Linked DNA regions of Mus musculus: region 1 is linked to region 2. A link is a loop called in an ENCODE intact Hi-C map of the cell type or tissue named here. Cell type or tissue: gastrocnemius. All regions are shown on one strand. Each heading gives the region's core, and the rest is flanking DNA. Links, peaks and the distances in the headings are about the cores only. Region 1 has its middle 37 kb from the start of Cdkn3. Region 2 has its middle 230 kb from the start of Gm34499.

Region 1 (5,380 bases), core at 54-5,053, 730 kb after region 2:
CAAGAGCCATGGTCAAGCAAGCAGCTTCTATCAGGAAATGAGAAGCACACAGGAAGAGGTCGGCTTGGCCAGGGAGAGACTCCTGTGGGTAAGGACACTTGGCCTCAAGCCTGATGACCTGACTCTGACTCCTGGGACCCATATGACAAGAAAACTGACTCCAGCAGGTTGTCTTCTGACACACACATACAGAGAGAGAGAGAGAGAGAGAGAGAGAGAGAGAGAGAGAATAACTTTAAGAGACCTGACCAGGTATGGTGGTTTGTATATTCTTGGACCAGGGAGTGGCACCATTTGGAGGTGTGGCCTTGTTGGTATAGGTGTGATCTGGTTGGAATAGGTGTGTCACTGTGGGTGTGGGCTTAAGACTCTCACCCCAGTTGCCTGGAAGTCAGTCTTTCACTAGCAGCCTTTGGATGAAGACATAGAACTCTCAGTTCCGCCTGTGCCATGCCTGCCTGGATGCTGCCATCCTCCAGTGGTGATAATGGACTGAACCTCTGAACCTGTAAGCCAGCCCCAATTAAATGTTGTTTATATAAGACTTGCCTTGGTCATGGTGTCTGTTCACAGCAGTAAAACCCTAACTAAGACACCACGGTTCTATATTATCTTCAAAAGTACATCCTCAATGAGATATACTTCTCAGGGCTGGAGAGATGGCTCAGTGGCTAAGAACACGGACTGCTCTTCCTAAGGTCCTGTGTTCAAATCCCAGCAACCACATGGTGGCTCACAACCATCCGTAATGAGATCTGATGGCCTCTTCTGGAATGTCTGAAGATAGCTACAGTGTAGTTACATGTATAATAAATAAATAAATCTTTTAAAAAATCAAAAACAAAAGAAATGAAAAAAATCAACAACAAAAAAAAGGAATCTGAAAAAAAAAATAAAGAGAGATGTACTTCTCAATGAGAAAGGCTAAAGCAGAGGACAAAATTAGATCCACTAGGACCGGGGTAGGTGCAGGAGAAGTGGGAATTGCATTCTCAATGGAGGCTCTTAGGGAAGGAATGCCTACTTCCTTCCCTGTTTTTGAATGACTCCTTACAGCTCCCAGCATGCAAGTCATTGCCACCAAGAGCTTAAAGACTTAGACCCTTGTTCCTGAAGGTCCCATCACCTCCCACTAGTGCCACCCAGAGGCCAAGTCTCTAACCCAGGGATATCTGGACCTCTGGTGGACACTTTACCCAGTGCACAGCAGCTGTGGGGATAGGAACATACTTCTTTGTTTATGATGCCATTGTGAGCCATTTTAGTAGGAGCGATAATGCGGCTGCAGATGTCATGTGTAAACATTGCATCGTGGCTTTGTGCTCGTGTGTGAGTGAGTCTGAGAGGCTGCACGGGAGCAGCGGTTGAGAGTAAGGCTGGCCTGTCAGCACCCCAGTCAAACCGCTGAGTCAAATCCACCAACCCCCTACATTTGATGTCTGTAAAAATGGATGCAATCATAGAAACGATCAGAGGGTCTACCAGACCCTGTGGAGAGACGCAAGTGGGGCTCGCGTTATGCCTGGGAGTGAGGCTTCTCTGAGAATCCTGTTTCTACTTACTGCTGCGTCCTAACCCAGCCCTCAAAGAGTCTTCTGGAAACGTGTACAACGCTTTGCACTTAGCCTCTGTGGGTTGCAAGTAAATAGCAGAAACATCTTAGGGGAGACCTGAGTCCCAGGGAGCTGGCAGTGCAGTGGAGGGGAAGATGTTCTCTTGGTGGACTGAAGCAGGGACCTCAGGCCCCACCTACAGACTGGTCTCTTCTACAGTAGCTCCCCAGTGGTCACGTCCCTCGCTGATTACTTCCTTATGTTACAAGGCCCTCGAATTTTATTGCCAGGCAGGCTGTGAGGGAACTCCACATGTTACTCATGGATTCAGAGAAAAAGTGATACATAAATGCCCACTCCAGAAAAATATCAAACTTTGTTTCTGGCCTGAAGAACTAAAGAGAAGAGAGGATGCATTGTGGTGAGCAGGTAAACGCAGAAACAGGACATAGCTCTGGGCGTGATGGACTAGGAAGAATGGCGGAGGGGAATGGCTTCTCTGTCAACTTTTACAACTACTTGTTTCTATGGTGGAGGGCAGTGGATCCTTGCATGCCCCAGTGCACACACGGAGAAGGGAGGAGAGCTTGCAGAAGGTCAAGCTCTCTCCTTCTACTGTGTGCATCCCAGAAAGTCACCAGGCCCCTTGGCAATTGTCTTCACTGGTCGTCTTACCACCCACGAGTGACTTCTTAATGCCATGGGGTTACTTCAGAGGGTTGGCGATGGTTTGCAATACTGTCAATAAGCTAATTAAGTTAGACATTTTCAAATGGTGGGTTTCATGATATGTGAAATTATACCATAATTTGATTTTTTTGTTAATTAAAAATGTCTGGCTGTGGAGAAACCTATTCAGATGGGATAGACAAAAAAGAAAAGGAAAAAAAGAGAGAGAGAGAGAGAAAGAGGCCAGCTCTTCTGAGAGGCTTCTCTGATACTGAAGACTAAGGGACCAAAGGGAGCCAGCCAGCCCAGGAAGGTGCAAGGGAGCTGAAGGGAGCCAGTGCTGGGCAGGGCAGATTTGCTGTTCCTCACTTGTCTCCAACAGGAAGGGAGAGGGGGTGAGGTTAAAGCAGAGGAAGAAAGCAGGTCCCCTAAGACCCTGGGAGGTGCAGGAGAAGTGGGAAATGCATTTTCAATGGAGGCTCTCAGGGAAGGAATGACTGCTTCCTTCTGCCATTTTTGAATGACCCCTTGCAGCTCCCAGCGTGCAAGTCATTGCCACCAAGGGCAAGGCAAGAGATTCCAGAGAGCTCGTTCTAGCAGCTCAGCTTTCCCACTTTGAACAGAACTGTAACCAAAGGTTACAAATTACAAGATAACTTTGTTACTAGGGAACAAGCAATCTGCAACAATGAGTTTCTTGTCTGTCTGTAAAGGGGTACAGGATCTCCTAACTACAGAGTAAGAAAAAGGGTTTCTGGCTTCTTGTCTGGGGCCAGCGGCTATGCTATTATTAAAACAGGAGTGCCCTCTAAAGGTAAAAGTCTAGATTGCAGTTTACTATTAAACCCAGCCTGGAACTGGATTTAACAGTATGACTGACAAATGACTGTCAGCCACATTCCACTGTGGCAAGCCAGTTCTGTGTTACTGGAACCTGGAGGGAAATATATAAAGGAAGAAAAATTAAAAGTTTTTTGTGCAATTATAATATAAACAATATTCAACATCTTCTGTCTTGAGCAATATTCTCCCTCTGTAGGCTGAAAGGAGAGAGACGGGAGAGAGAGGAAGAGAATGAGGAGAGAAAATAAAACAGGTATTCTAGCTTACAATGTGATTGTTAGGAGACAACATGTGGTGGGATGGTCATCTCATGTTTGGCAAACTACAAAGTAGTTTAGAAATGCAAGACTGTGATATCTAAATGAACAACAGAGTGATACCAAGCCTTCTTGGTCCCTGTGGTAAGGGCATGAGACAGGTGGAGTCCAAGACACCAGCCATTCAGCTGTAGTATGAATGTATTTGAAGAAGTAATGATATGTGGGGAGATTGGGCAGAGAGACAGAGAGAGGTGAGGTGATGGGTGCAAGCATGAAAATATGCTGTAAGTTTTTTGTTTTGTTTTGTTAATTTCATAGGGATGGATTTTTTTTTTCAGAACAAAAAGTCACCAGAAACAAGTATCTAAGTGGTACACACCACAGCTCCCTTGCCCCCAGCACTGGGGAGGGGGATCTATTTGGGAAAGAAAAAGAAAGGGAGGGTACGTGGCACCTCTAAAAGTGGCATCGACGTTTGTAGTGGAGCTCACTCCTTTAAAAGATCCAGGCCACCTTAAGTACCAAAATGAGAAAGTGTCCCTGAGAACTACAGGAGTTGGGGGCTTGAGGTAGATGAAGTCCACCCTGTCTTTATGCAACCTCTGACTGATAGCCATTACAAACCCAAACCTATTCACTAGACAGAATGCTGCCCAGCTCCACCCTTATGTAGCTTTCAACTCTGACCTGTCCTCTCCGTGTTGGCTTTGGTTCCCTCAGTCCACGTGGGAGCCCACAGGCTTTTTCACTCACTTCTCATCTTACCTCCTGCCTCGTCAGCCAGGAATGAAGTAATAATTCACCCGGTTGCTGGCATTCCCATCCATTTGACTGCTCCTTGCCGGCTTCACCATTCAGGCCTTCCAGTGTTGAACTCCATAGCAGAGCAAGCCAAGGAAGGGGACCTGCCTCATGCTGGCTTTTTCAACTCAATGAAAGTCTGGAAAGCAAAGTGAGAGACTATGGCCCACTGGTTTCTTCTTTCTTTGGATTTTGTGCTCTTGTGAGGCTGGGCTGTTTGTAGACTGCATTTCAACTTCAGCCTAGAGAGGGCTTTCACACAGTTTAAAAGAAAAGGCGACTGTTATGTAGAAGCTTGTTAATACAATGCTAAAAAAATAAGTGTGGTTCAGTGAGACCCTGGGTTTCATTCTCAAAACTGGAGGGAGGGGGCAATACTGTGAATGTGTCACATGCATGATCTCACCACTTAAAAGGCTGACACAGGAAGATTGCAATTTCAGAGTCTTGATATGTTGCTAGCCTGGGGGTGCTAAAAATGCAGATGAGGGTACAGGGGGTGATGGTGGGCATGGGACAGGAGAGGAAGGGAGGGGAGGGAGAAGAAACCATGCTGAGATATATCTCAGTAGTAAGCACTGTGTAGCATGTGGCCCATGTCCCAACATTGCAGGAAAAGGAATTAAATAAATATATTACTGGATTCGCTTTTCCTAACGCTAGCCTGCTGTGGTGGCCTTTGAAATATCATATCACTTTTGTGTCCTCAAGTTTGTTCTGTCTGGACTGCAAGGGGCCTGCAGCGCCCCCTATTGGTTGGTTGGTTTAGTGCCAGCTCATAGAGGACACAGGTTCTGACACAGTGTAGAATGCCCCAATGAAAAGGGTTCCAGCTACTTCAACTGCAATGATACAGCCACAAACAGATTTTTCACATCAGAAAGAAAAAAAAACTTATTTTGGAAGAAAAGATCTTTCTCTTTTATTATAATAGAAGGTTTGACATTTGAAATGGGGAGGCACCCAAGACGAGAGTGGTCAGGGGGAAGGCTACACACATGGGGAGGCACCCAAGACTAGAGTGGTCAAGGGGAAGGCTAAGCACAAGACTAGCAAGGAGGTCAGTTCTCAGAAAGACATCCCACAGGTCAAAGCCAGGGATACCTAAGTAAAGTAGACACTTGTGGGCCCGTGATAGGTAGACCTGTTCCCCATTGAGCTAAGGCTCAAAAACCTGGTGATCCTGAAGGGATGGTAGGCGCTTCTCCTGGTTCCCAGGGACTAGGCTCCTGTCACTAGCCTGAGCCCCCACAG
Region 2 (5,380 bases), core at 274-5,273:
GGCTTTTTCTTTCTGAGGACCAGATGGACTACACCCACTGTCTCAACACACATGCCTTCCCACTCGTGTGTCTCATACTGAATGCTGAAAACCCAGTTTGTAATCCTCTCATTGGGAATGTTGGAGTAAGATGAAGTTATCCAATCCTAGGACACAGCCCTTTTCTGTTGTGACGGATATTTCACTTTAACCTCACACAGATCGGAAGAGCCAAGCATCCACTTCCTCTTCCATTCACCTCAGTACTACCCAAGAGTAGATTTTTGAACCACAGGGAAGGAAGAGCCTTTGAAGTCACACGAGTCTAACCATCAAGGGTGGCTTCAAACTCAGACTTTCTGTTTCCAGTTGAAGCCTGACTGAAGAACTCTCACCCAGCAACGGCTCATTTTGAACATTTTAGGAACACGGTGCATTTCTTCTTTATAACAGTCTCTCTCACGTCGAAGTCCTCATAATTGTCCTTTCACAGACTAGAAAGCCGGGGATTAGATATGTTCACTTCACCCAGACTACCCAGTGGTAGACTAACACTGGGATCCAGAACTTTCTTACTCAAATCCCCAGTTCTCATACACATCCAGGAAAGGTAAGTTTTCTCTTCCCTTGTGGAATGTGAAGGTAACTGTACCTTCTTCCACTTTAAGACCACAAGTGAATAAATTGCTGTCATTATTTCATTATAGTTTTAGCTTTGGGTTTGTTTACTATTGCTGTCATTGTTGTTGTTTTGTTTTGTTTTCCCAGATTATCGGGGAGGTGGGGTGGAAACCTTAAGTGTCTCAATCAAAGCCAGGCCAGGTTCCTTTTCTTCACAATGCATTTCTGCTAGACTTTAGAAGCCAAAGTTTGTCTGACCAGCTGCTTCTGATCCGGTTTCCACAAGTCTCGATGGAGCGAAACAGGCAGCAATTTACTGTAAATGTGTTTGGGATTGGCTGAAAGCTAGGAAGCACTAAAGGATTCGCCTTTATTTGGCAACCACAGAAGTGTCCTCTAACCTTCAAACCCTGGATGGAGGGAGACCGACAAAGCATTCCTTGCTGGCTCCTGCTTTGAACACACTGGACTCTTGAAGGAATTTTGGGCAGAACAGCTTCTAGAAGGTCCTTTCACCTGCTTCTCAAGCTACATTGAGAACCCCCCCTATCCCAGTCCCAGTTCTCCAACCAAAGCCCAAGTCTACAGACTTCATCTATTTCTCCACGGCAGGAATTGGAGAACAGCAAGATTTTTGAGAACTGCCACGTCCTGCCCTCAGGCGGACACCCTGACCTTGTGAAGTTCAAGTGAGGAGTCTGCTCGAGGGGGAGGTCTTTCACTGACAAGCAAGCTGAGGGCCTGAGACTGAGTGCCCGAGGGCTTGCATCCAGGACTGGTTACATAAGAGAACTTCCAAGAGAGGACAGAACATAGTTTTCAACAAATAAATAAGGCAAAAAGGCTGCACTCACCAGTGCCACAGCTGGGAAGCAACTGTGAGCAATGAATTTCTCATGCTAACAAATCCAAACTCTTCGGAAAACAGATGATGAACCCAGGGCCTGGCACTGGGACTCCTGGCAGAAGCTGCAAAGCTTCAGAGATGGAAGGGTATCTAGAGACGACGAGTTCACAAACACAGCTGAGGGCCAGCAACCTGCTTTCCTGCCCTGCCTGGCCTGGCCTGCCTGGGTGGGTCCCGTCCGTACAGGGTTTCTCCAGGAGGACCGCAGACGAAACACACCTTCATCTGCAGCCCACACACTCGAGAGAGAGAAATAATTAAACAGTTTTTCTTAACCTTCTGACCTCTTCATTTATTATCGCCATCCATTATGTGTACCTTCTCGAATCACAGAATCCCCAAACTGAGCTCTGGGGTCAAGGGTTTATTGTTTAATGGAGATAGAACATTTTGTAAATTGCACGGAGTCACAATGTTTATAATAGACGCTTCTGGTGTACTGAACCTCCCCATTTAACAAACAGTGAGCCTTGACATGTGTTCTTCCTACAGAGCAAAAATCCGGGGTAAGTGCAGTATTGGCATGAATGTGTTACCAAATCCTTCCTGTAAACCCAGTGACATCTGCAGTCAAATAAAAACATTCCTTTCCCCAAATACCAGGAAATGCTGAGAGGATCACTCATCTTCTAAGGTCATGCTTAAATGAAGTTCTGGCTTTGAGAACACACAGCGAGGATGAAGAGGGCCAAGAATTCTGTCCAGTACACATCGGCTGCTACAAGCCTTTGGGGACAACCTCTTGTTTCAACTATGAGCCCGTGTATGGAGAAGCTTTTCCTCGAGTTTAACCTTTGAATGAAAAATGTCAATATTTTAAGAAATGTCCCCACATTAAAAAAAAAATCCCTGTTGTCTTTAAAACAAAACAAAACAAAACAAAACAGAATTTGTCCTTTCAAGTCAGAAATGGATTTGCTTGAAATAAAGCAAACATCCACAAAAAGGTACCCCACCAAAATTACTCATGTATAAAATCCCTACAATTGAGCAAATATCAATATTTTTTAGTAAAGAAACTTCCTCAAAGGTTGGGAAAGTTGTGAAGAATCCTAAGAAGGACTGTGTTAGTCTAACAACTTAACCCTTTGTGTCAGAGAGAAAAAAGAACCGTCCATGTGCGTATTCTGTTCTTTGGGGAACTTTGTTTCGTGATGGTTACGTGCTACCATATGCAATAAAAATGTGACTGATGCAAACATTACAAAGAGTGACTTGCCATGAATTATTTGCATAACTTCTATCTCACAATTAAATAATTGGTTCATGGTCCAGGTTGTACTTAAAACTCTCAAAGGGGGGAAAAAAAAAGAAAGAAAGAAAAGAAAAGAAAGAAACCCACAGTTTTTACATTTTACATGTTTACTGCCTCGGGAAGATTTTCCAAAACAACCCTTAACCATAGTCATTCAGGCTTTTCTCACCTTCCTGAGTTTGAAAGAATCTTGTAGTAGTTAATGCTAGTTTAACACACTCCCTGGGTTGCTTTGATTGCAGCAAGTCGGGCCATATTTGATTAGCCAGCAGGTGTCACTGTGGGTTTGGGTGGCAACCCGACTGACCACAAAAAGAATGATGAGGAAGACAGGGAAAGAAATGAAATGTGAAAAGCAGGTTCTGAGAGGAAAAGCACAAGGCACTTATAAAATCTGTGGCCCCTCTCTTCAGCCTATCAAGAATTCTGTACCACTCTCATGCTGAGAGCCCCAGAAACATAATTCACATACATAAAGGAAGTGGATGCCTTCCATTACTGAAGTCAGCTTCAGTGTATATAAAATAGTGACAGAAATGAGTAAAGCTGAGAGATGAATTCTTGTAGCCTTTGCTTAATCGCTCAAGTCTTAGCTATGTATTTCATCTTTTTAAACCATAGAGATCATTGCTTTATCTCAGAAATGGTGACTGTCTTCCAGCTTTTTGGTAGGTTATAGACGCATGGCCCCGAATGAGGTCTTGGCTATCCCTAACCTCAGTGGGAAAATAAATTCCAGTGCTTCATTCACTGAAGGGGCATCTTGGGCCCTTCTTCCATCTTTATAGGATCTGGGTTACTCATTTGCAACAAAGCCAGCCTATCCATGCCATCCTCCTGAGTACATGGAATTTCTTCATAAATAAAATTTCAATTGGTAAAATTAACACATATTTCTTAAGAATGGTTGGCCATAAAACCTCCCTGAGCTGAGAGGAATTCACAGCTGGCCTAATTTGAACAACAGGCTGTAAATTTTATTTCTATTTTGGGTTGATAGATGAAAGCAGTTGTCTATGTTTGTGATACAGAAAGCAGGCAATTTGTTAAGGAAGATACAAGCTTGATTTCCCTGAATAAGGCTTAACACAGAGGCAAAACGTTTTACTGATTTGTAAAGAAAAACAAAGCCAAAATGTTTTAGAGATAAAGATGAAAGTTTCTGAGCTCTGGAAAAAGACTCTCATCTCAAACGGTCTAGCCCTCACCCTAGTCACCTCTCTCACATCATAGGCATTCATGTCACAGTACTATTGCACTGTAATAAGCCATAAAAACCCAAGAAGAATAAAAACAAAAACAATCTCAACTATGCTGTGAACATCCTGCAGTTGCTTTGGGGTGGGGAGTGTAGGATGTAGGATTGAGACAGGCTCTCATGATGTAGCCCAGGCTGGCCTCAAACTTGGAGTTCGTCTTCTTTAATCTAACTCATGCTGGCACTGCAGGTGTATACTACCATACCAAGGACACCTTGAGATTTCTACCTGATTTTAATTTACTTGTCTTCATGTAATTATTTCTTAATAACACAATATGTTGTTTAGGGCTGAGCCTAATTAACAAGGGAAATGCTAAAGTTTAGGAGCAGAAAATAAAAGGCTAGAGTGGTAGGTTTATAAACATGTTAAAGAGTTATTTACAAAGCATGCATACCAGGATACTATCTAGCTTAAGTCATTCATTCACAGAGACAGACTGCTCTATAGTAGGCTGTTTTGACTCTCAAGAGGCAGGGCTTACAACTCTCAATACAATTTCTATGGAAAATCCATATTTATCTATATCTCTACATCTATCTATCAATCACCTATCAATCTATCTCCTTTTTTTTCTATCTGGATGAGGCTATATTACTTACACATTAGAATGTACCATTCATATACTATATCTTGTTTGGGTCTCAGAAATTGAGACTCACTTTTTTACTTACAATGTCTGGTATAACATGTAGAAATCATAGCAACAGGTACTATGAGCAAAGAAGCAGCTGATGGGTGTGGAATAAAGAGTAAACAAAGGAGGAGAGATGTCAAGGAATACAAATATTTATCCAGGGTAATAGAGTGTCAACACAAATTTCTTTTCAATTAGATGCATACACCTGTGAGTAATGAGATCTTTGTCCATCACTTCATCTTTTGGAATCATGCCCATAATTTCCATGACAACGTCTTACACTATTAAGATAGTAGTGATCACAACTTCATCTCAGCCACTAACTAAGCCACTTTTGTATGCAGTGAGCACTATTGGCTCTTGATCACACGTGTACATAGAAGTGTGTGTGCGCTCATGAGCACAAATTTGTGCATCTTCCCAACTGGAGTCAACCTGTCTATAAGGCAAGAGTTGCACATTATGAGTTTCTTACCATTAAAACGTTTGTCTTGGTGCAAAGCATGCAGTGGAAGTTGAGTGAATCTGTTAATGAACGGAAATCACAAGGGCTACTTTTGTCTGGCAAGCTCTGGCAATGCTAAGTTTCTTTTATGTAGTTCATATAAATAATTCACTTCTTGTGGTTTCATATCCTGATGTGAAAATTATGCATTTACTGTGTTTTCATAGATATTAATGGTGGCTATTAAAATCAGAAATTGTTTCCAGGTTGGTGG

What was found. Hi-C counts contacts between places; a loop is a spot of excess contacts. Peaks named below come from ENCODE experiments on the same cell type or tissue, not always from the same donor. Only the 100,000 strongest peaks of a DNase experiment are listed, where the experiment ranks them.
Region 1: it touches region 2 in a loop (10-fold over the local background); 26 of 42 quality-filtered maps call a loop at or near these places.

The regions. Positions count from the first base shown.
Region 1 is chr14:46,721,069-46,726,448 of GRCm38, forward strand. No RefSeq gene overlaps it. Among named protein-coding and RNA genes, the nearest start is that of Cdkn3, 37 kb to the right of the region's middle. In gastrocnemius, for the core only: CTCF peaks have their summits at 1,162 (motif pointing left), 3,028 (motif pointing left) and 4,869 (motif pointing left); DNase peaks (open chromatin) are centred at 1,168 and 4,874.
Region 2 is chr14:45,990,827-45,996,206 of GRCm38, forward strand. No RefSeq gene overlaps it. Among named protein-coding and RNA genes, the nearest start is that of Gm34499, 230 kb to the right of the region's middle. In gastrocnemius, for the core only: a CTCF peak has its summit at 3,034 (motif pointing right); a DNase peak (open chromatin) is centred at 3,037; H3K27ac peaks cover 3,227 bases.